3 separate regions of the Mus musculus genome follow, and all the other regions are linked to region 1. A link is a loop called in an ENCODE intact Hi-C map of the cell type or tissue named here. Cell type or tissue: heart. All regions are shown on one strand.

Evidence for each region. Peaks named below come from ENCODE experiments on the same cell type or tissue, not always from the same donor. Only the 100,000 strongest peaks of a DNase experiment are listed, where the experiment ranks them.
Region 2: it touches region 1 in a loop (5-fold over the local background); 16 of 42 quality-filtered maps call a loop at or near these places.
Region 3: a loop joins it to region 1, with 4 times the contacts of the local background. A loop is called at or near these places in 11 of 42 quality-filtered maps.

Annotation. Positions count from the first base shown.
Region 1 is chr17:14,202,811-14,210,810 of GRCm38, reverse strand. Dact2 (dishevelled-binding antagonist of beta-catenin 2) reads left to right here and starts at 6,980. Exons shown (of 4, transcript NM_172826.3): 1 at 6,980-7,297. The coding sequence starts at 7,082. Gm34510 (a long non-coding RNA gene) reads right to left here and starts at 7,104. Exons shown (of 3, transcript XR_001782252.2): 1 at 7,011-7,104. In heart, CTCF peaks have their summits at 4,502 (motif pointing right) and 6,497; DNase peaks (open chromatin) are centred at 4,500, 7,010 and 7,590; H3K4me3 peaks cover 1,644 bases; H3K27ac peaks cover 1,171 bases; H3K27me3 peaks cover 6,265 bases.
Region 2 is chr17:13,846,896-13,854,895 of GRCm38, reverse strand. Afdn (afadin, adherens junction formation factor) reads right to left here. Exons shown (of 33, transcript NM_010806.1): 16 at 5,643-5,788; 17 at 5,234-5,328; 18 at 3,851-4,116; 19 at 2,437-2,580. Among named protein-coding and RNA genes, the nearest start is that of Tcte2, 89 kb to the right of the region's middle. In heart, a CTCF peak has its summit at 4,557 (motif pointing left); no DNase peak of the experiment used is centred here.
Region 3 is chr17:13,827,584-13,835,583 of GRCm38, reverse strand. It overlaps Afdn (afadin, adherens junction formation factor), which reads right to left. Exons shown (of 33, transcript NM_010806.1): 10 at 6,561-6,655; 11 at 5,452-5,714; 12 at 3,147-3,216; 13 at 228-346. Among named protein-coding and RNA genes, the nearest start is that of Tcte2, 70 kb to the right of the region's middle. In heart, a CTCF peak has its summit at 4,724 (motif pointing right); no DNase peak of the experiment used is centred here.

The DNA of each region.
Region 1 (8,000 bases):
CAAGGACCCAGCAGAGCTGGGTTGCCAGACTACATAGGGCACAAGCCAGCTGAGTAGGCCTAAGAAGAAAGACTGAAAGAACTAGACCTCAAGGCAGTGTCCAGGGAAGACCCACTCCACACTGGAGACAGCATCAGGAAGACCATATGCCCAGGTGGACCCAGAAAGCCTTGTTTTCTCTATGGGAATGCCAAGGTACCAGGGTTCCTCCAGACACATCCCATTTCTCTGTGGGAAATGGAACTAACTAGGTTCCATGACTCTATGAGCACCAGAGATTTCTCCCTTCCCACAGAGAGAAGACTTCTAAATGTCTGCTTTTCTCTATGCAGTGTGACACCACTGCCTGGAACGGCTAAATCAGATGTTCCACACTGGCCTGGCCATGGTCTGAGACACCTCCTGAAATCAGATTGCCCACTGTACATTGGAAACACTAACGGGAGCCCTGACATCATTGTAAGACGTAAACAAAAGAGCATGGGGCTTGGGAGCCACAATTAGGTAGTAGAGAGGAGAGGCAATAGGAAGGAAGCCACATGATGTTTAATTTGCCTTAGTGCCTTGCTTCTTGGGATTATATAATTAGATTTTAATATTTACATTTAGTTGAGCTCATGAAGTTATTTTGTAAATGGTGTATGAGCTGCATAGTTTTGTGGTTTGGTTTGGTTTTTTATTTTTTTTGTCAACTTGATACAGGATCTCCATTGAGAAAAATGCCTCCATGAGATTAGCCTGTAGGCAGTCTGATTCTTGATTTATATGGGAAGGTCCAGTTCAGTATGTGTGGTGCCACAGATGGTCTTGGGTTGTATAAGAAAGCAGGCTGAGCAAGTCACGAGGAGCAAGCCAGTCAGAAGCATTCCCTCCATGGCCTTTGCTTCCATCCTGCCCCAGCTTTCTGTCTTGAGGTCCCTCTCACATGCACAGAACGTGAGTCCCTCTACTCCGTAAGCGGAAATAAAGTCTTCCCTCACCAAGTTGCTTTTTGGTTTGCTTGTTTTGGTCATGGTGTCTTATCACAGCCTTAGAAAGCTAACTAGAACAATGTGGTTGCTTTTAGTAACAATATTCATGGTGACATTGGGTGGCAGTGCCTGGATCTAAGGATGCCTAGTGAAGGTGTTGGCAAGAGTAATAAGAGAGCCATTTCCATGCCCATACTCAGACCAGCATGTGCCTTGTGTTCAGGAGACACGATATAGCAGGGGTAGAGATGTCATCAGAAGGCAGAACCAAGGGCCTAGCCGAGTCTTAGCCCAGGGAGGTGCCACTAGTAGCAATCAGTGGCACTGGGTTGGGAACTGTAGCTGATGCTCAGATGAGGTATCCAGGGCAATGTATGTCTCCTAGGTTACTCCAAATCCCATCAAATTGACCATGGAAACCAACCATCATAGCAGCGTGCGTAGGGTGTTTTGCTCGTGTCCTTAAGAAGGAAGGCACCTCTAGCCTTCATGGGCCAGGCTTAAGCCTGGCACTTGCCTTCCTGATCAGCCTCTTCAAATTCCCACTTAAAGACACTGTCACTTCAATAATTTCATCTCTTCTCAGTCATTTTGGGGTACATATGCTATATCCTGCATTGCATTAAGCAGGGCCCAGTTTCTTCCGTTTCATATAATTCAGTATAGAGCTCATGAACACCAATAGTAAATACCCCAGGTAAATTTCCAATAAATAACCATGGCAGTAGGTCACCTGTCACAAAAAAATCACGCTTAAAGATAGGAACACGCACACACACACACACACACACACGAGGTGAAATGCAGTTTTATCTGTAATATAATTATTTTCTTACATAAGCCCACAGATTTTAACTGTGTCCTTAAACACTGAAAAAAAAAGATTAAGTATTACTTAACTGTAGGATAACATAGTCTGCTTCTCAATACAGGAAAATACATGCATATGTATATACAGGCACATGTAGCTCATGTAAACAGATGCACTGGCCATATGCACTGGCCATATGTGCACACATACATTATATGCACAGCACACACATTCACAAGCACACATGCACGGTATACTACACATGTTTCACATATATATTTATATATGCATACACAGGACACACATACATGCACACTCACGTATATACCACATGCATACACACATACTATCACATGCATACAGTCACCACAGATCATAGATTCGTATGTCAAGCATATACACATTATGTGCATATGCACAGCCATGCGCATATATATATGTATATATGCATATATACATATATATATATATATATATATATAGTGTGTGTGTGTGTGTGTGTGTGAGTGAGTGCACATATACATAGTCACCTGTATGTACCATATGTTCACAGAGACATGTGTATACATATACCTATACACCCATCACATCCGTGTTTACATGGTGCATTTCCCACACTGTTGGGGCTACCCTGCTCCAATGGAACAATGATTCTAGCCCCAAGCTCAGCATAGGCCACCATCTCCCAAGGTTTTGATAGTCAAGTCTCTCCCCTCAGCATGTTCATCAAGAAAGGAGCCGGCATTGGAATACCATCGAGTTGTAATGTCAGATGCTGAACGCCTAGAAAGAAAAGCAACCCAGGCAAGTCTTCGTGCCTGTCATAAAGAGTCTGGCTCACTGACAGGGCTTTAATGTGGCAGAAGCTCCAGATAAGGCTTTATGTGTGTAATAAATTAGAACCAGACACTGCTCTGGCTCTTCCATGGGGCCTTAACATTGTAGAAGCTTAACGTGTCTTTTAAAATCAAGTCAGAACACCAGAGTCTGAGGTGTGGCTGCATTTATGAGGGCCACAGAAGCTGTAGGCAAAGCACACTGGGAATTTCAGCCATGCAGTCAACTTTCTTACTTGTTCCCAGGAACCTCAAGGTGGGAGCAGTATTCACACCTGGTTGACTCCTTCCATGGGGGCAGTTTCTTTATAGTTTACTCTCAAGGAGGGCCAGTCCTGATACTGCCCTCTGGAAGCAGGAGAGTGCAGCTGACAACATATCATCCTGCTGCCATTCGTAATAGAAAACCAACATACATACCCCTGGAAACCATGAAGAACCACTAGGAAACATGGTCACAAGTAACAGGGTACGGTGTCCTGGTGGCTGCAGAGCCTGTAACCAACCAGTGTGTTCACCCGGCATCTCCCTTATCACATTCATAGGTTTTCAAGCACAGATCATTGTGATGGCACAGCTGTGAGGTTCCTCCACCCTGGCCATGAGTTCTGCTTGAATTGCTCCCAGGAGCATCTTGAAGATAGAGTGCTGTTCCTTTCTTTATAAGAGTAGCTGAGATCACCTGTCAAGTGAGCTGCCTCTAATGAAGTCATCTCCTCACCCCGCAGGGGTGCCTCCTACTGCTGTTGGCAGCAGAACCTCTTACAAGAGAACTCTGCAGGAGGGAAAGGAGGTGCTACCCCTGAGCTGGGGATGGGGGCGGGTAGTGGATCCTCTGGAGTGAGGTTTCACAGATCATTTCACAGATAAGGGGAGTTTGTGCTGATTGACGGGGCATCTGAAGGGGCATCTGAACGGATTCTCCTTGCATAACCATGGTTGCCTTCAGCAATCCCACAATTACTGATTTAATATGGCTGAGTTACACCATGTGTAATCTTTATAGCTTTGCTGTGGGAAGAAGAAAGGAAATAGCAGGCCATCTGTCAGTTGGATGATGGGTTGCAGTAAGCACTTGGAAAGCTGGCGTACTTACTTAAAGGGAAAGTTAGCCAGCACTGCAACTGCATAGCCCAAAAGCCTACTGTATGCACAGAGCTCTACAAATGTATATTATGAATAATAATAATAAAGACAGAGGATAGACTGATGGTACTGTGAGAGACTTCAGAAAGCATTCACAAGAAAAGCCTCAGCTCCTGGGGACTAGAAAGAAGACAACAGCCATCTCTACACATCTATTGTATCTTCCATAGTATGTGGACAATAAAATCACTTCTATGGTACTTTATGCAATCTAAGAGATTATTTAAGAAGATTATTTAAAATACAATTTAAAAAAATCTGTTCAGGCCAATGAAAAACAAGTCACTGTGTGTTTTAGTAAATATTACTGAGAGCCAGGCACAGAGTCTAAGTCTCTAAAATATCTCATTAAAGGGAACGCCTCTCTCCAGTTCCAACCTCCTCACAGGCCAGTGTGTGGGACAAACAGTGAGCTATAATGGAAATAAAAAGCAGGCTGTAAGATGTTGAGAAAGGTGCTGCAAGAAGCAAAGGCGGGAGAGGTGAGAGGGACCCAGTGCCTAGATCTTCTTTTAGGAAAAGAAGACAGCCCTTGGGAAGGGGGGAGGCCAGAAGACAAGCCCAATGGAAGGATGCCAAGAGAGACAAGAAAGGCAAGAGCCTGGAAGGTGAACTGCAAGAAGGTCCCACAGGCACACAGGGCCACCTCATGTGAGGTTGGAAGCCAAAAAAGGGTTTTGAGAACAGAGACAGCAAGGTCCTTAAGCTGTAAGGACGGCTGGGTGCACTGTTAGGAGCCGACCACATGGGGGCAGCAGGCAGCAAGGAGGCCTGCAGATTAGGTCCAAGAGGGATCCTGGAAACTGTACAGGGCATCACAGCTCAGTCCATGCTATGCCTATTCAAGTACTGTAGTTAATACTCAGAAACAATTAATTAAGCCCTGTCCTATAAACAGAGGTTAGAGTTGAGAAACCACCCTACAGAGCAGTGTCTGGCTAAGGATCCCGCTCACTGTACACTGTACACTGTACCTGCACACTTAGTCAAGTTGAGCGCAGTGTGTCCAAATCTTCAGCCCCAGTCATCACAAGTGTGGGTGTCTCAGTCACTTCTTCAGAACAAAACTCTGGACAGACTCATTTTAGGCCTTTTGGAGACACTTGCCCAGTTGACTTCCAGGACCCCTCCCCCACAACCCCCATTACCCACCTGTAAGTTATGAGAACACGGGTTTCCTCACACTTGCCAGCTGTGGGCATCATTACCCCCTCCCATGTCTGCTCATCTGATTAAAAGGAAGTTTTACTTGTTTTATAAAGGGTATGCTGTGAGGGCAGGGCATAGTTACAGGCATTAGCACACAAGAATAATCTTATGCCCCAGCAGTGAACACCTAAAAATGAAACTGGAAAACGGTTTACAACACTATAAAAATTAAAAAAAAAAAAACCTCAAAAACAAATTGGACACGGGAACAAGGCTTACTGATAATCTGAGGCATGGTTGAATAAACTGAAAGTGGACCTGATTGTGTGGCAAGGGGCCCATGTCTGTGCACCAAGAACACTCAACTTAATGTAATATTTCCTATTGACTGACAGGTTCCGGGCATCCCCCAACAAGACCCATGCTGTCTTCTTTGCAGACACTGGCCACGTGACCCATAAATTCTGTGGAAATAGGGAGGGCACAGAGCAGGAGGCAGTAGTGAGAAGATACAGGGCTGGAGAGCTTATGTGTCCAGACTTCAGAACCCAGTGAAAAGGTGAGTCATTGACACAGCCTGGAACAAGCATAAATATGACAGAAAACAGAAATTCCTTCTCCATATCAGCTGACCCTCCATTGATCTACACCTCTCACTGTTTCCTGTTGGGCAGTGGGCTACACTGTCTGCAGAAAAATGAAAGAGACTCAGGAGGATCAAGGACAGAGCTCAGCCTGAGAGGATGAAGGACTTCAGAGTATCAGCTTTAAACTACAAAAGCTTAGAAGTCTGTAGCTTCGAATCAGGCAGCGACTTCTCAGTCGTCACACAGAAAGCAGTAAAAAGCGGGGAAAACTGGTGCAAGGAGGTAAAGATAAAGAGTAAAAACTTTAACCAAGCTCAGTGCTGCGAAGCTGTGATCTAGGTACACACAGAAGGCTGGAGTTCCTTGGAGACCAGCCTGGTCTACGGAGTAGTTCTGTTGTAGTAAGACCCGGTCTTAGAACCAAACAAAACAAAAATAGGGAAGTAAAATGAATAGAAACCTGTAGACTGGAGAAAACATTGTGAGAATCCTGTATCTAAGAAAGAAATTGCAAATAAGGAAAGAGTTTAAAGGAGACTCTGGTCTTCGTTACTAAGGAGATAGCCAACTTAAAGCAAGTAGCGAACCTGAATGACCGATTCTACAGGGAAAAGATACTTAACTTCCTCCTGCCCGAGGAATCACTGCAAGCTACACTCCACAGGCCTGGGTGCTCTGGATGGAGGCACCTTCCCACCCCTGCTTGGGAGGAAATGGTAAGAACACGGGAAAGTGGTCTCTTCAGTAACCACCCGCGATTCAACAATTCCTGCCTTCGGTAGACACTCAAGGAAGAGAAAAGCATTTTCATCCTGCCTGTGTGCAGAAGTGGATGACAGCTTCTTCCTAACTTATCACTGGAGGAACATGAAGACTATAGATACTCTACTCGGCCAGTAAAGTGCTGCAAAATGGGCGCGCCCGGAAGTCTAACAGCAAAAGACCCGGATAACAGGATTCCACTCAAGACAGTGTCCACAGGAGGCCGCTGGGGGGCTCTGAGCATGGAGTGAGTAAAGGAGGTGGGGGCGACTGAGAGTGTGCGGCTTGCTTCTGGGATCCAGACAGTGTTGCTGAAGTGACCACCATGGTGAGAGCTGCACACCTCAGGAACTTTCTAGAAGCTTCCTTAAAGGTGCGTAGCATGTGTGTGAAGCTGGACTCGGTACTGAGAAGCGAGCGCAGGTTTTCCATGTACATTGGCGAACCTGGTATAGGATTTTCCATTTTAATCAGCTTACAAATAGGAACGTGCGTCTTGCAATGTAAATTTTTTTCTTTTGTAATTTTTTTAAATTTAAAAACCTAAACAAAACCTTTGCCTATGCTTAAGCTCCTCTCTGTCCCTCTGCGGAGGGGCTTTTGGCCTTCCCCGATGAGCTCATAGGTCCCAGGGGCGCAGGGGTTGGGCGAGGGCGCGGCCGGTCGACGGGGCGGGCAGGGGGCGGCCGCTGTGACCTCGGGCGTCGCAAACACCGCCCTCCGCGGCCAGCGATAGGTCCCAACCCACCTAAGCGACCTGCAGCCGGGGGCGGGGAGACGCGACGGGGACGCGCGGCGCGGCGGTTGAGCGTCCGGGAGATGTGGGCACCGAGCGGCCAGGGGCCCGCGGGTTGGGACCGCCGCAGGGTGGGCGCGCGACTACGAGCCGCACTGGCCGGGCTGCAGGAGCTTCAGGGGCTGCGAGCCACGCAGCAAGCACGCGTGCGGGGAGCTCTGGGCCTGCACCCTGCGCCAGGGCCCCGCGGCCAGGAGCTGCGTCTGGAGGCGGCGCTGACCGCGCTACGGGAGCAGCTGGTAAGGAGCAAGTTGGGCGCGAGCGGCCGAAGGGACCTGCTGGGGCGCGATCGGGGCGCAGTTGCGTGGAATGTGCGAGCGGAAAGAGCAGATGCGCGGCTGCGTGGGGAGCGCGCCGCGGGGTGCGAGCTGGAGAGCCGCGCGCGGGACCCGGGGTTGACTGCGCACCGCCTCTGCGGCGGACACAACCTTGGTGCGGCGGCGCGCAAGTCTGGCTAGACACAGGCTGTTGTGGTGGGGAGCGTGGGCTCCATTCCGCCTGGCAGGAGTCTGCGCACATACTGACCTCATCCCGGGAGCAGGTCATCCGGCTACACTGCGTGGCTACACTGCGTGAACTTGAGCCACAGGGCACTGTACTGGGTTTGCTTGGGTCATTGAGGAGTCTTGCCCGCTGAGGATCGTCTCCAAGATTGCACGTCACCTGATCCCATTAAAAAAAAAAAAAAAATAAGACGAGTGTCCTCCGGTATGCGGAACGTGGGAGAGGGGATTAGTGGCGCTTTCTCATCTACCCGCGCCCATCGAGTCCCCCTCTGTAGACCACTTGGGGCCCCTCGGGAGTAGAATTGCTACCCATTTCTAGAAACAGCTCAAGGTTCCTTCCCCTCAGTACTGCAGTATTTTTAAAAGAACAAAATAGTGCGCACTCGAAAGAGTGTGATAGCGTTGCGTCCACAACTCTTTAAGTGGGATTTTTTTT
Region 2 (8,000 bases), 360 kb after region 1:
CTAGCTTGGAAGCCAATCAGTAGAAGAACTGCTGAGTGGGGGGCAGGCGGGGGGGGGGGTCTGTGGATGATTTACATTACAAGATATATTACTAACACATATCTGGGAGTGCAGGGAGTGGCGAGAAAGAAAGCTCTCCATTCTGAGGCTCATTAACATGAAGATCCCAGCGCACTTCCCCACAACTTCTATATGAGGAGCAGAGCTGCCCCTGGAGACAGTCCTGGGCTCTACCACCATTTTCCTTTCCCACAAAAGGAGCAAAAGTCTAGGTTTATTTATAATGTCAAAGGGAGTTTCATCTACTGTTAAAATTAAACGCTAGAAGCGACTGTCAATACTTTGCATATGGTTTCTTCTGCAGCAAGTGCATCATAACCCTCACTCACGGTATCACGGCAACCATGATTCCTTGCCATCACTGTAACATGACTTTCTGGTGCAGTATACTGCTGCGGGGGTGATATCCAGTGTTTGGCTATTCTGTACCTGCCTTTTATTGAAACTCAGTATGAGCTTCATTTGTCCACCAACTAGCATAATCTTCTCCATACAGCTGGCTCGGGTGTTAGATGTTATGTAAGACCCCTGAAACTGGGGAGACCTCAGCTCAAGTCCCGGGATGAGCTGGCCGACACCCCAATAACTCAAGAGAAAACCACACCTGATGCAAACTGCAAGAGACTTTATTGTCAGCTAGCTGAGGAAAAACTCCTTTCACAGCCAGCACAGAGCGGTATCACTAGGGTGCTTTTAACAGCTAGCTGAGGAATTGGGAGGAGTTGGGAGGAGCCGAGGGAAGTTGAGAGGAGTTTGGCTACAGCTCTCCTCTGGTGGGTGTCCTTGGTAAAATTACAAGGCATGAGGAGTGGCGAGTGAGCTGTAGCTCTTCTCTGTGGAATCTATCTCCGTGTCCTTGGCACAGGAAGCCAAGCAAGCTCCTGGCTAGGTCTCCCCACAATCATCGCATCTCTGGCTGTAAGGCACAGAAACAAAAAGGCTTTTTGCTGGCTATAGAGAACAAAGAACTTCTTTCTGGCTGTATTTTTAGAGATCAGGGAAAACAAGCTTGGGGGAAACGCTTTAAGTCGGGGTCTCACAGTTACTGCGTGGAACTGTCCCATCCTCCTAAAGGTGTCCTATGCTTAGAGGCTTTGAGGCAATGATTAGATCTAAAGGGTACTTGTCTTCATCAATGGATAAACAGTTGGGGAATTCATACTTGAATAGGTTATTGTGAAGTAGCAGAACTAGGGAAAATTGGATCTAATTAGAAACAGGTCACAGGGGGAATCTATCTTTAAAGATTTTTATTTTGCCATGGCCCCTTCCTGTCTTTGAATAATTTTTCCCCTGAGTAGTCCATATATACTACCTCTGTATAGAGAGGTAAGAACAGGTAAAAGAAATGATCCCAGCCAAGTCTGGCATGATAAACAATTAAGAGGGATTAGAGGAACATGGGCAACTTACAGGCAGCTGTCCCAGCAAAGGAGAGCTTCCCAACCCCCATGCTATCTAATTATACATTATTCATGAAAAGAAGTCCTTTGAGTCCTCCCCCTATCCCACGACAGAATGGTAGTGAGCTCAACCTGTGTCCTGAAATTTTAGTATGAGTTGTCAGTTGCTCTAATTTTAAGATAGCAACACACGTCATGAGCAAAGAGGATAACTGCTGCAATTTCTGTTCCCTGGCTGCAGGAAGGAAACAGTTCTCCTCCATAGCATCTTCTTTGCAATGGAGTTCTCTGCCTTATTACAACCCACAATCATGAAACCAGTTGATCATGGGCTGAAACTCAGAAACCCTGAGTCCAAATCTTTCCTCTTTCAAACTGTCTCTCAGGTATTGACTTAAGATGGTAGCATCTGTAACACAGCTCTCTCTCTCTGTCTCTCTGTGTGTATACATGCACACACATGCACACACATACACGCGCACACACACAAATGGGTTTCTCACCTTGAAGTCTCCTTATAGAAGGAGATCAGAATTCCCACAATTCCAGACTTTCTTCTGGATGAGATTTTGGTTGTTACCAATCAGACACTGATTTAAATCAAGAAAGCTGCTATCTAGTGAAGACTTATGCATGCTGTTCCTGATGGCAGGAGTGTAAGCGACATATAAAAAGTATCCTTGTACCTCCTGCAGCAGCTCTGGCTCTCTGGTACTCAGGCATGGTGGTATGAACTTCAACTCAAAACCCATTACTCTAGTTCTTCCAAGGACTTGCCAAGAAACAATGCCCTGAATCAAATCATTTCTTACTTAAAATGTGTCTATAGTCTCTAGTCTTTGCACTGACCTCAAGAGACAGTTTCAGGTGAGCCAATGCTGACACACCAGTGAGCATGCTTTCCTCTCCCCCCCATCCCCAGTCTCCTGTGCAGACACGCCCACACTCTGTGGGACAGTAAATACTCACGTACCGTAGGAATAAAAGGCTCATCGGGTGCACAGTGGTAATTTTGTAACAAGGCTTGAAGCTGCAGAGAATTTAACTTAAAGCATGTGCTGTTTATATTTGGAATGTCATCAGGTACATACTTATCCATCGTAAGCAATGTTGTAGCCTATTTAAGAGAACAAATATCATGCAGTAAGATAAAGTATTTTTTCTTTGAAAGACATTCTTTGTAAAGCCGAGAGTGTAAAGCTTATAAAAGACCTCACACTCAGTATCATGTGTGAAGCTGGAGGTTCAAATCTCCAGCACCACACAACAAAAATATCCATTTATAACCACCGTAAAGGCAGTATCTTGTTAATTTGATTTTGAAATGCAAGATGCTTTTAAAGAGGCATTAACATTGAGCTACATATAGTAAATGATAAGCATACTTTTGTATACACTCTTGGGTTTTACTTTAGTTGTTATGTTTTTAATATAATTTTACTCAACTATCAATGTTTATAAAGTCTTTTAAGCAGTCTCCTTTAAAGTTTGAACATTTACATAGCAAGCCGGATGATTAGTTAATAGGAATCTGATAGTTTTGCAAATATGAATCTTGATAAAAGCTGAGAACTCATCAGCTTCTTGGGTTACTAAATATCTTTAGAGGAAATGAAAGGCATAAAAACAAAAGTTAATAAATACATTTAAGTAAATGTTTTAAGTTTTGAGGCTGCATATAACTCATGTCCTTCATTATAAACACCAGTTCCTAGACTTTGGTATCTGAGAGCTGTTAAAATAGTAGGTTATGATTAACATCTAAAGAGTTAACTGCTGCCCCATTTTAAAATCATCATTTATCCTTCAGTAAAACCTATTTTGCTGGTCTCATAAAAAAGACCATGTCAGTGATATCTCTGTCCTACTGTTTACACACCTTGTTACAGAAGGAACCATGTCCTTAAGGTTCTGATGCTGGAGGCTGGAGTACTATTGAGGAAGGGCCTTGTGCATACAATTGGTTAAAAGGAGGCCAGTTTTACTGATGCCCCTGTACAAACCAGGGACTTGGACAGACATGTACCCAAGAATACCACATGAAGTCTGTGGCAAAGACTGGCCAAAGAATGCCTAAGTTGGGTATAAACTACCAAGGGCTGGAAGAACCAACTTATATTCAAGTCCCTCAGAGGCCAGCACCTTGATTTCAACCTCTGGTTTCCAGGAGAGAGAGACAATAAACCTCGGCTGAGACATTTAGTTTTAGCTGGCTTGTTACAGCAGCCCAGAGGCTACAACCACAGTAGCTGCTTGACTGAATGCATATGGGAAAAACACTGAGGCTCTATCACCCCAAGTTGTCACTCATCATGTCAATCTAAAGTTCATGTACTGGCAGGGAAGAGGGAGAAGCAAGGAGAATGGAGTACAGCCACTGTCCACACCTGTACAATTCTGCTCAAGTGACAGTCAGCTGCCAGCTCTAGCCCCTGCTTCTCTGCCCACGCTTCAATATGCCCCAGCTGCTGGCGGATAATGGCACCCCAGTAGTGGGAGCACAGGCCTGAATCTGGGTCAGTCACCAGTCTGTTGAACAGCCACATATTGATGAAGTGGAAAAGCTGAGAGAAGAGCTGGATGGTCAAGGCAGCATTGACTCTGCAGCGCCGCAGCAAGGACATGGCTCCTGTGAGTGTGTGCAGCACATCATCTGTTCAGGATATGGGACAAATCGTCAGGGGCCACAGGGTCACAGCAGAACCTCTGAGTCATACCAACTTCAGACAAAGGTAGTTATAACAATTAACAAATGTGTCAAACCAGTTACAAATACCAAATTCAAACAGAAAGCAGGGGTGTGGTCTTAAACACATAGTTTCTAACCACTATTCAAATAAATTTACCTAAAAGTTTTTTAAAGAAGCAAAGCAAAAGTGAAAATGACTCCTAAGTCTGACAGCCAGTTCTTCGGAAGTCATCTCAAAGCTACAATAAGGCAGTCATTTAAGAAACAAGCCTGGGGCTGGAAGGACAGTTTCACAGCTAAGAGCACTTGTTGCAGTGCAGCAGCACTGTTCTTCCACAAGACCAAAGTTTGTTTCCCAGCTGCTTAAACTCCAAATCTATGGACTCTGATGCCCTCTTCTGACCTTTTTGGGTACCCACAGCATATTTTCACACAAACACGTAACACAAATAAAAGTAAATCTTAAAAGAAGAAAGACCTTCCTTACAATATACTGCATACAAAGATAAACTTAGGGCTGGAGAGGTGGCTTGGAAGCTGCTGCACTTGCAGGTCCAGGTTCAGTTCCTAGCACCTGACATGGCATAAGGGCCATCTATGTATAATTCTAGTTCCAGGAAATGCCACAACCTTTCCTTGCCTCTGTTGGATACTAGACACACACGTACAAGTAGTCAAAGCTCATATACATTAAAAAAAAAAAAAAAAAAAAAAAAAAAAAAACAGGCCCTTAGGAGAGTGGCGCAGCAGAAGCTTGCTAGGCCTATAACCCAGACAGAGGCCAGTAGCACCAGAAGACTAGTAAAACTAGGAACTAGAGAGAGAGCTCAGTGATTAAAAACACTGGCTGGTCTTTCAGAGGGCCCAAGTTCAACTCCCAGCACCCACATAGTGGTTCACAACAGTCTTTAATTTAATTCTAGTTCTAGGCAATCTGACACCTTCTTCTGGCCTCTGTGGCTCAGATATGGTATACAGACATAAATGCAGTCAGAACATACAAACATTTAATATATTAAAAAAAAAAAGACTTAAAAATAAACCCAAGTTCAATGTTAGGGGAGGCACATAAGACTCTTACCTATTTTTGGTCTTTGCAGACTGTTCTCCTCAGGATCATCCAGAAAGGCTGGCATGTAGTTATTAAGTTCTGACTGAAGGCAATGAACCAAGTACCTGAAAATACACAAACAATTTTAATCACCTGAGCAGGTTGCACAGAGGCAGTGTTAGATTTTTACCATTTGAGACAATCTGTATTCTTTAAGAATATTTTTCATTAAAAATAACAAAAATTGTACTCTGGAACACTCACAACACTGCAGTTGTTCCAGAGCACACTGCTCTTAAGTTAACACAATCTCCTGTGTTTTGTGGCAATCAAGCATCTTCACTTAGGGTAAGTAAAATCTTTAACACTGGCTTTGAAAACACAACATGAAGCTTGTAAGCATGAAAACTTATTATTCTTTCCAGAATGTGCTTCTTACTTAAATGCCATCTGAACCAAGTGTGCTAGGACATCCTGGGCATCCAGCGTGATCCGACTAAGGTCTCGGTCCTGCTTGATGAAGTTGAGAAGCTCAGATGCATTTGCCATCCAAAAAGCAAGTGCTCCTGCAATGTTCTTCTGTTTCTGTGGACAGAAAACATTCCCATAAACAAAGCAAGGCATCAGAAAAATTACAAATAAACAGGAATGTTCCTGAGAAGCTGAAGATAGACCAGTACCTTCCCATCTCCACCAGGTAGTTACCACAGATACCAGATACTTGCAAAGAAATTTAGATACATGCCGAGCAATGGGAAGCAAATAACCAATGCAGCGTCTGAGGATTCATATACACAGTCATACTGGTCTAATTAAATGGAATTTGCAGAGTCAGTAAAGAACGGATATACTGTGTATTACAAAACCAAATTGTAGATTATGCATTATCTGGTAATCTGCGTAGCACACACACAGGTATCCATGGTTACCCACAGCCACCCTGATACTTGTAGTCACTGGCTTGGACACCATGCAACTCAGTATCAAGTACTGATCTATCACATCCTCTCCCGACCACATTTGCAGGCCAGGCAGCCTTAGATGAGATCCAAAGAATAGGAACCAAGGATAAAAATAGAGAAGAAACAGAACTTTTGTCATTTCATATCCACACTGAAGTGCATTAAGCAGAAATTATGAAATGCTGATATAAGTTGCGCAGTCAAAAAGGATTTTAGTGTTGCATGTTTCAGTTGCTGAATGAGGGTTATGAACTGCTCAGTCCAGTTTTTGTAGGCTCATATTTGTAATGGAAGCAGCATGAGAAACTCAGCTAAGCCAACACAGCTAGGATCAGTTCCCAGCAGTATGTCCTACCTGATCAACCTGGTCTACTTCCTGGAGAAAAACAGACGAGGGGAAATCAAGCAGAACGAGAGAAAGAAACTTGTAAACAATCATGATAATTTAAAAAAAATCAAAACACTAACATGAAGGTACGACATGAGCACGACACTTAGTTATTCCCAAAGCATCTGACACAGAGGGCTAGGTTCGTGGTCTTAACATCAGCACAACCTCTTTACTGTTTATAAAGACAATGTCATAATAAAACACACATGACCATGCTCCTCTCTCTAAGAGAGAACGCGAAGGAAGGACCTGCAAACACTTTAAAATGATTCTGTGAGCTTACTACATGAAGGTGAAAGGGTCCATTCCCATGAATTAACTATGAAGATGAAAATGGAAACACTGAGAAAAACAGTCCAAATAAAAGCTGGCAATTTCTAAAGTGCATAAAGAATTCATCTATACCTGTACTAAAGGGAATGCTGGTTTGGGCAGTAGACTCTAAATTATCTACTATGGTAATTTTTTTCCCATCACCAATGAGTGATCCAATGATACACTGAATCTACTCTTAAGTTTAAAAGCCTTTTCCAGCTAGTAGTCAAAGTTCCCACTAGCAGACACTGAGGATAAATTCTCAAAGGTAGTTTGGTGATAAAATTATCACAGTCTGAATGACACAGGCTTCAAGTTCACACATGGCAAGAGACAGACAATAACTTTGGATGACAACTAAGAAGGACACTTACATTTATTTATATATAAAATGATGATACCAGAAATAACAAAGTATCCAGATAAAATGGTCTTTCTTTTTATCTATTCTTTAGCTTAAATAAGACCATCAGAATCCTACTGTGCTAGTCACTCAAATGTGAAAGAAAAATTTGTGGAAAACTTTTGGCTTTTAAAAATAACTCAGAAAGTATTAAGAGACCATCTCAGTTACCCTCAAATTATACTGCCAAAAAAATTTTTTTAAGTCACCAAACCATTTAACTAAAGTAACATTGCACTTTTAGTTTCTTAGCTGAGTTAAGGAAACTTTTTAAAGTCTTTATAACCTTTACAATTAAATCCTCAAATTACCTGCAAATATGGAAAACAGCTGCACCAAGTTTATAAACTGTAGACTGAGGAGTTAGTTAAGGGAGCCAAACCACCACCCAAGAATTCTTACCAGGGTGAGAGAATTCCACCTTAATGAGAAGTTTACCCTCCAGCCCACTAACTCTACAGACACACTGTCAAGAATACATATGTGCAAATGCACCCAACACCACAGGCTCATTACAAAAAAGCAAGTGCCTCACACTAAAAAACTAAGAAAGTGGACCCCAGGGCCTGTGGAAAGAGAGAATGACTATCCTTGCTACACTGGAGAAACACTCTTAGGGTAGAGCTGCACACACCAGAATGCAGATGACAGTATACTGTGTGAATTTCATTTCAATAATTTAAAGAAAATTCAGAAAATAACCTGACCACCCTCTAAGCACTCTCT
Region 3 (8,000 bases), 380 kb after region 1:
AACATAAAAGAGCAAGTGTGACCCAACATGCCCGTGTGTCAGCACGCCTAGGCAGGGGCAAGTAAGGAATGCACCTACCCAACAGTCATTCCTCACCAGTCATCAGCAACACAAAAATCGTCATTAAACCCCAGGAGAGGTGGCAGCTAAATCTGTCAACTCAACAATTGTTACAGAAAGCCTCCTCGAGGACGGCTCTCTTCTCTCTGTTAGTCAACGTGAGTTACCTGTTTTCTCGTCGTCGATATTCCTGCTCCTGGTCCAGTCGGATCATCGGCTTCACCATCCCTCGCTCAGCTGTGCTAGAGGCAGAGGACACCCTGTCACTGTCCAGTCTAGTAGTGCTCTGTGACAAGGGAAGCCAGAGTGTGTTAGAACACCTCACAGCCCAGCCATCGGCTTTCCACTTAGCACTGCAGGCAGCAATCTGATGTGCAGTTGCTACTCAGGTACGGTAAGGACACAGACCGGAGAGTAATTCAGAAACACTCAGGACAAGCTGCCCAAGGTTCTGCCCAGAAGCTCACAGCACTGAACACAACAGCATGAAAAACAAACTGTTGATTTTCAAAGGGCAAGGAATAAACTTTATCAACAAAATATAAAGACAAAATGATTTTGAAAGACTAGTCATTTTACTTCCAAAGTTATAGTCACATAATAAAACTAAGCAATGGATTGCACAATTTTTAGGTTTTAAAACTTTTTAAAAATAAGCTTATAAATGGTGAGCAATGGCAATGGAAAATTAAATTATAACATGTTTATGTAAATTAGGGCATGTTTATGTGCTTATCCACTGAAGAATTGTTCTTAAGTGACTTAAGAAAAAAAAAAAAAACTACTCATAACACAACAGTATAATGTACATAGACAAACAAAAGCCTAGTAGCGTTGAAACATGTGACTGCACACAAAGGCACAGACGCACACCTCCCTATGACACAAGCACTCTGGAAAGGGTCCAATAGTGTTGAAAAGGCTAATCTATATACTACGGATAACAGATTTTCATTCTCCCTCTATTTACCAAGTCTTCTGTGTTGAGTATACATTGTGATGAGAAAAGCTCTGCTTGACCTCTCAAGTCATACACTCATTTGTATGTGCCAAGATTCTGTTGCAGCGTGGCACTACTCAAAGCAAGAGAGGGATGAGAGTAATTAAAGAAGCAGGGTTCCCATGTCCAGAGCTCACAAACTACATCATCAAGTAGCAAGCAAAGATAGCAGCAGTTTTAATTAATAGTTATATAGAAGTCTTACATGGAGTATTATGACCAGATGATGCTCAAAGAACAACCCCCTGCCCCCTGTCAGGAGGATGGGCTAAGACAAGAAGGGGCCAATCATATGAAAACAAAGAATGAGATCAAGTACAAGGTAAAAAGAGCTTCAGAGAGACAAGTGGGACACTCAGGAAGAGTATAGAGGAGGAGGGCAGATACTAATTACAACACTCCTGGAGGGATGGAGGCCACATCCCAAGAGCTGTCTGTGAGCTGGGAAGATACAAGCAGCTATGACAGCAGAGCGCCAACAGAACCAAAAGCATGTCTCTACAATTCAAGAGCAATGGCAACCAACATGGACTGACCAGGAGCACCCAAGAGGAACTGTTGCTCACAAAACTGCTAATGAGCAAGGCAGAGACATACAGACGCTTTACAGTCAAAGAAATAGGACATGACAATCCTCATGCAAGAGTTGTGCAAAGATAATAAATCTAAGTCAGCTTCAGTGGAGCAAAGCCATGGTTGGTGATATAATTTACTAAAGTAAAGACAATGAGAAAAAATTAAGTTTAAGAACAAAAACAAAAGCCAAGCTTCATTTGCTATGTTAAATTTGAAGTTCCCATCAGACAGTCTATCATAAAAATGACACAGCAAGTTAGTCAAGCCTCTGAGGATGTTTGGAGAGACCAGGGTCAAAGGCATACATTAGGGATCATAGACAACAATAAATGGTATAGTCTTAGTCAACATGGCAAGGTCTCCCAGGGACCATGCATAAATACAGAAGACAGAGCCCTAGAGCTGACAGCTTAGCTCTCCAATTTTCAGAAATTAAGTATATCTGAGAATGAAGTAGCAAAAATTCATCTAGAAAGAGCCAAGAAGCCACGACTCGAAGATAAAAGACAGAATTTACCCTGGAAATAGAAAGGTATATCTCAAATAGTGGTTATTTTTGTACTTTTATAACAAGAACACAGAAAACAAAGGAGACCAGCCTAGAACAAATGAACAGCCACCTCAGGCCATGTCTTCAAGAAATTATGCTGAGAATTGGAGTAGCATAATGGGGTCAGCAACTGGAAGAATACAATAAGCTGAATCAGGAGATCCTGTGTCTTTTTGACACTGGTGAGACCAATATTCCAGACTCAGTTGCATTATGGTATCAAAAAAAAAAAATCAACAAAACAAGAACACAGTTCAAGGAGACCTCTTCCCTCTAAATCTGGCTCTGATTTGCTTTCAATAAAAGGCAGAGAAAACAGCGCTACACCAGCCCTGAGCCTAACCCATGAAAACAGCTGTGAATTCAAGGTCCTACAGAGAGGCAGGGTGGGTAGTCCCACAGTGTGACCTCTGATTCACCTGCTAGCTCACTGCACTCACAAGAGGAACCAGGAACATGACTAGTAAACCAACTGCCCTAGGAAACTCAAGCCAACTTGTCAGTAAATGAAGGGATTGCTGTTTAAGCTCAACAAGTTTTGCAGTGAGTGTAATCCAGGAATAGATCACCAAAATGAAGAGAGAAATGACTTGTCTATACAAGAGCAAAGAATGACTGTCGGAGGTGAGTACCCAGCTGAGATCTAGGACTTGTACCCAGTGAATAAAGTAGCAAAAGTCCATTATCCTCAGCATGATGGCCACAGCGGTTAGTTACACACAGAGCACAGGCAAAGCACATACTCCAAATGAAAGAGAAAGTACTAGATTCTGACCTCAGGACAAAAGGAACAGCTAGCTACCTTTCATTTAAGCATCACTGTGTGAACAGATAGAAAAGAGTGGGTTGCAGCAGAGAGAGGCCACTGTGAAGTTGTCTTTACAAAGGAGTGTCTGTTCTTGGGTGTCCTAGAACATCGAATCCAAGGGATGGTCAGGTCATGAGTCTGTAAATACCTACCCTGCTTGCCGGCAATGCTGTCCCACTGTGGACATCTCCTCCCAATTCAAAGGTTGTCTCCTGAACAGCTCTATGGAGATGAAAAATAAACATAAAAATTAAACTTCAACTGACAAGGTAGTACTCTTAATACAGCAAGAACAGATGAGTATTTCAATATTCAAATATCATTAATAAATTCATTTACTTTGGCACACAGACTTTAAAAAGTGACAATAAATATGTGAACTTTTCTTAATTAGGAAGCATATCAAAAAAACTCTCATGGTCCTATTTTTAAAACCAGATGTTAACAACAAAAACAAAATATTGAGACTAAAGAGCTGGCTCTAAGGTTAAGAGCATCTGCTGAGTTTGGGTCCCAGAACCCACGTGGTAGATCACAACCATCTATATCTCCAGCTTCAGGGGATCTAATACAGTCTTCTGACTTCTGTGGGCATCAAGCACACACATGCTATACATGAGCGCAGGCAAAACACTTACTCAAAATAATAATAAAATAATAATAATAAAAAAATCACATTTTCAACATGGACAAAGGTGAGATAAGCAAAACGATATTCTTTGGAACAAACACAGTAAATACAACACCCTGGTCCCAACCTAAGGGGAGAAGGAGCCTAAGGTGCCTATAAGCCATCAAAAGCAAAGATATGGCTATTTCTGGATTGTTCTAACATCTAAGAACTACATGGTTTAATTTCAAAACTTCATCTAGAGACTGAAACAAGGAAATAATGTAGAAATTCAAGCCATTTTTATTAGAAATTCCTCTACAATCGTCTAAGAAAATAAAATCTGTTGTGATGTAAAACAGTTACCATGCTCTGAATAATAGCTTCTTACTAAGAAGTTCAAATGCTTTTACTAAAGGCTAATCATTCACTTTCTGCATGTAACTGTCTGTAAGACATCAGTTTGGGGTTTTGAGGGCTGTGTGATAATACACTGATTCATGAATTATTTACCTATCTAGTCATTATCCATCGAGCACCTATGTGTTATTATTGTGTTCTGAATCCTAAGAAAGGTGTGATTTGTATAGCCAAAGGTCATAACATGATGGCATCTAAGTCAGTATAAAGTCACTCTGGACTTGGGCTAGATTCCTGCCTACATGTGGTACACACACCCAAGTACATACATTACAAAAAAAGTAATAATAAACAAACAAACAAACAAACAACTTGAGGTGAGAAGCTATTCCAAAGTGTCCTATCTGTGAAGGTGGCCAGTGGTCTCTGTAGTAGATGGACCTCTGTGAATCTGAGGCCAGCCTGGACTACATGGTTGAGTTTCAGGCCAGGGCCATGCAGAGACTACCAATACAGGTATATAGGTTGGTCTATTTGTATACTCTTTGGCAGAAAGTTTCACTTCTGTGGACTCAGAAGTTTGTTTTAAATACCATGAAGAGCCATGGCACCTATTTTTCCAAAAGATACTTTATTAACATATAAAATAGATAGCAAAATAGCTAAACAGTGTATGTTTTCAAAATTATCACTAAAGGAAAAGTCACTCTTCTCCAGAAGAATGCTCATTAGTAGACCACACTGCAAGACCTCAGGAAAACACTAGGTGGAGCTAAAATGCTCTGAATTCCTAAACAGATTCCCCCTTGCATTACCATGGTTCTCAGGGAGAAGAATATGAAGGAGGAAAATACATCAAGGAAAGATTTTGAAATACTATTAGTTACATAGGGTGATGGTTCACACAAAAAGAGATCAACTTAAAAACCAATTTCAAGATAAAATCAGAATCTACGTGTTTGCTCCAAAACCAATCCAAATTTGTGATATAAACTCCCATTTCATAAAATGCACTGATCTTCAAAAAAAATTATTTTAAATAGGTGAGTGATTAGCCTGCATGTATATATGTGCAACATGTGTGTGTATAATGCCCACATCAGGACCCCTAGGGCTGGCACTACAGACAGTTATGAGCTGCCTGATTTAGGTGCTGGGAACCAAACTGGGATCATCTGTAAGATCAGCAACTGTTTTTAAGCACTAAGCCTTATCTCCAGACCCTTCTTCACCTTGATCTTTTAAAACTGAAAATTTAAGGATGGGGAAAATGGCAGGCTGACAGCCTGAGTTTGATCCACAGGACCCACAAGTAGGAGAACCTACTCCTGTGAGGTATCCTCTCAACTCCAAAAGGAACAGACGCAGACACACATACAGAAAATTTAAACTAATGTAATAAACTCTAAGTAAAGATATTTCCATCTAATTGAAATTACTTTACAGCCAAACACTCTAAAATCCTTAAGCTGATCTATCACATTCACCCAGGTTTATGTCTTGGGCCCTTGACCATCAGGCCTCCATCCACAGATCTCTTGGAAAGAACGTGGTCCTGGATGGGGTCCACAAACTTAAACACATGCGAGGTGCCAAACTGCAGTCTCATGCCACTCTGCAGCATTGTGGTCTCTGAGATGCGCTGACCATCCACGTAGGTCTCTGCATCCATACTTCTGGGTGTCACAGTGACCACTCCATCCATGTTGGTGAGATCACAGTGATGGGGCTGAATTCCGGGGCCAAACAGCTAAGAAGAGAAGGAAAAGAGTTCCATCATGAAGCACTCAATGTGTAGAGTTCTGTTATGACGAATGCAGTCTAAGAAGCCCTCGGTTCTCTGGTTTCTTAAGTGGATTTCTCTCTAATAGTGTAAAACCATGTCAGGACAGCTGAACACTGTTAACATCTAAAAACCTGTTGTAAGGCAGGAACATTGTAACTCTGTTTTACTAATCATATGATGGCCTGGGGAAGTAGTTCAATAGTTATGATCCTTAACGATTTGTATGAGGTCCTGAGTTCCAACCCTAGAATACACACACACACACACACACACACACACACACACACACACACACACACACAGAGGGAGGGTGAGGGGAAGGGGGAGGGGGAGGGAGAGGGGGAAAAAAGGGAGAGGGAGAGGGGGAGAAGGGGAAGAGGGGGAGAGGGGAGGGGGGAGGAGGAGAGGAAGAGGGGGAGAGGGAGGGGGAGGGGGAGAGGAAGAGGGGGGAGGGGGAGGGGGAAAGGGGGGAGGGGGAGAGGTAGCAACATTTCCACTGTATCTCCACTATCCTGAAACAGACCTATAAGTTGCTATCAGCACCTTCACTTTCTAGTCAGAAGTAAAAACTCAGAGAAGAATGTCACAACCAGTCATGTTTCCGTGTATCCCTTCTGGATACAGACAAGTCACGTTCTCTCCAAACTAAATCAGAGAAGTGAGTCAGAGAGGATGAGCGGCATATTCAAATACAAAGGCTGCCTGTCACCTTCATCCATTCCCTTGCAGCTGGTTCCTTGATGAGTGCTTACTAATTACTGATAGGAGGAACAACCTTAAAACGCTTAGACAGCAGGCATGATCAAGTACCTGGATAGAATTGTCATCAAATTTCTCTGTCCCAACTTCAGTCACACTTAATTGAAGGCGGTATAACTTTGGCTTGTCTCTGGAGTCAGAGCCATCTGTGAGAGGGAAGAGAAGACACAGAGCTCCGTTTGTCAAGTCTGATGTTCTTATGCTTGAAACAAACAAGTTTCTCTTACTAAGGCTAGCACGGTTTAACTTCTCAGGATTTCTTTCCAGAGTTGATGTTGCAGTGAAACTTAACCAGATACAGAAGCCAAGCAGCTCCTGCTGGAATAGAATGTACAGTGTCACTGATTCCAATACTTTCTTTTTTTGTTGTTTGGTTTTTTGAGACAGGGTTTCTCTGTGTGGCCCTGGCTGTCCTGGAACTCACTTTGTAGACCAGGCTGGCCTTGAACTCAGAAATCCACCTGCCTCTGCTGGGATTAAAGGCGTGTACCACCACGCCCAGCTACCAACACGTTCTAATTACAAGTTTTCCTACATGCTCTCCTAACGTCCCCTTACTGACTCTGAGGATGGAACTGCACTGAGAACACAGAGTAAGGCCACATAAGCCATTAATTACTTCAATGCTGTGCCTTTGTTGGACAGAAGTACCACGCACCCTTACAGTGCACAGCACAATATAGCTGGTGGGGCATAACAAGGCTTTTAACTGTGCAACCCAGATCTCCTGAACCACAGACCTAGGAGTAAGTCTCATGTGATTCCAATGTCTACCACTGATAATAAATGCTGATGAAATGTTTAACCCCCTTGAGAAGAACGGAGTCGAAGACAGAAAAGAGATTTTGCTTTTTTTTTTAATTGGTTCTTTTAGAATTTCATACATGTTTTGATGATGTGAACACCATACCCCAACTCCTCCAGATCTACCTTGCTTTTGTATCCATCCAATCTTGTGTCCTTTAAAGAATATGTGTATTGACATTGCTGTAAACCTGACTCTCTATGATGGGGAAGGAGCTGGAGGAAAGGAGGCAGAAGACCCCTGTTTTCAGAGTTAATATATAACCTCACAGAACACATGTACCTCACAGAACACAGCAGTTAGTATACACCAGGCTTCCACCACAGCCCAACATTGAGTTGCAAAGATTTCCTTTAAAAAGTCTCCCCAGTCTGTTTCAAGATTGCCCAAGTAACATTCAGTCACTTATTCAAATCTTCAGTCATTGGAATCAAATGTTGGCTATGAGAGGTTCAGAAGTTTAGAAGGTTTGGTGTATACACAAAGACTGTTAAAAGTCTCTCAGCGGCAATGTAGTCTGAATTCTTAAAAACAAAAGACACCATGAATATCTAGTTATCTAGATCTAGCTTTAGTTTAGAGTACACGAAATATCATTCTACTGACAGCATTTTCTATTTCTGAATTATCAAAATCTTTAACAACTGGGTGAAGGTAAGAGGAGACCAGGGTATGTCAGAGACATA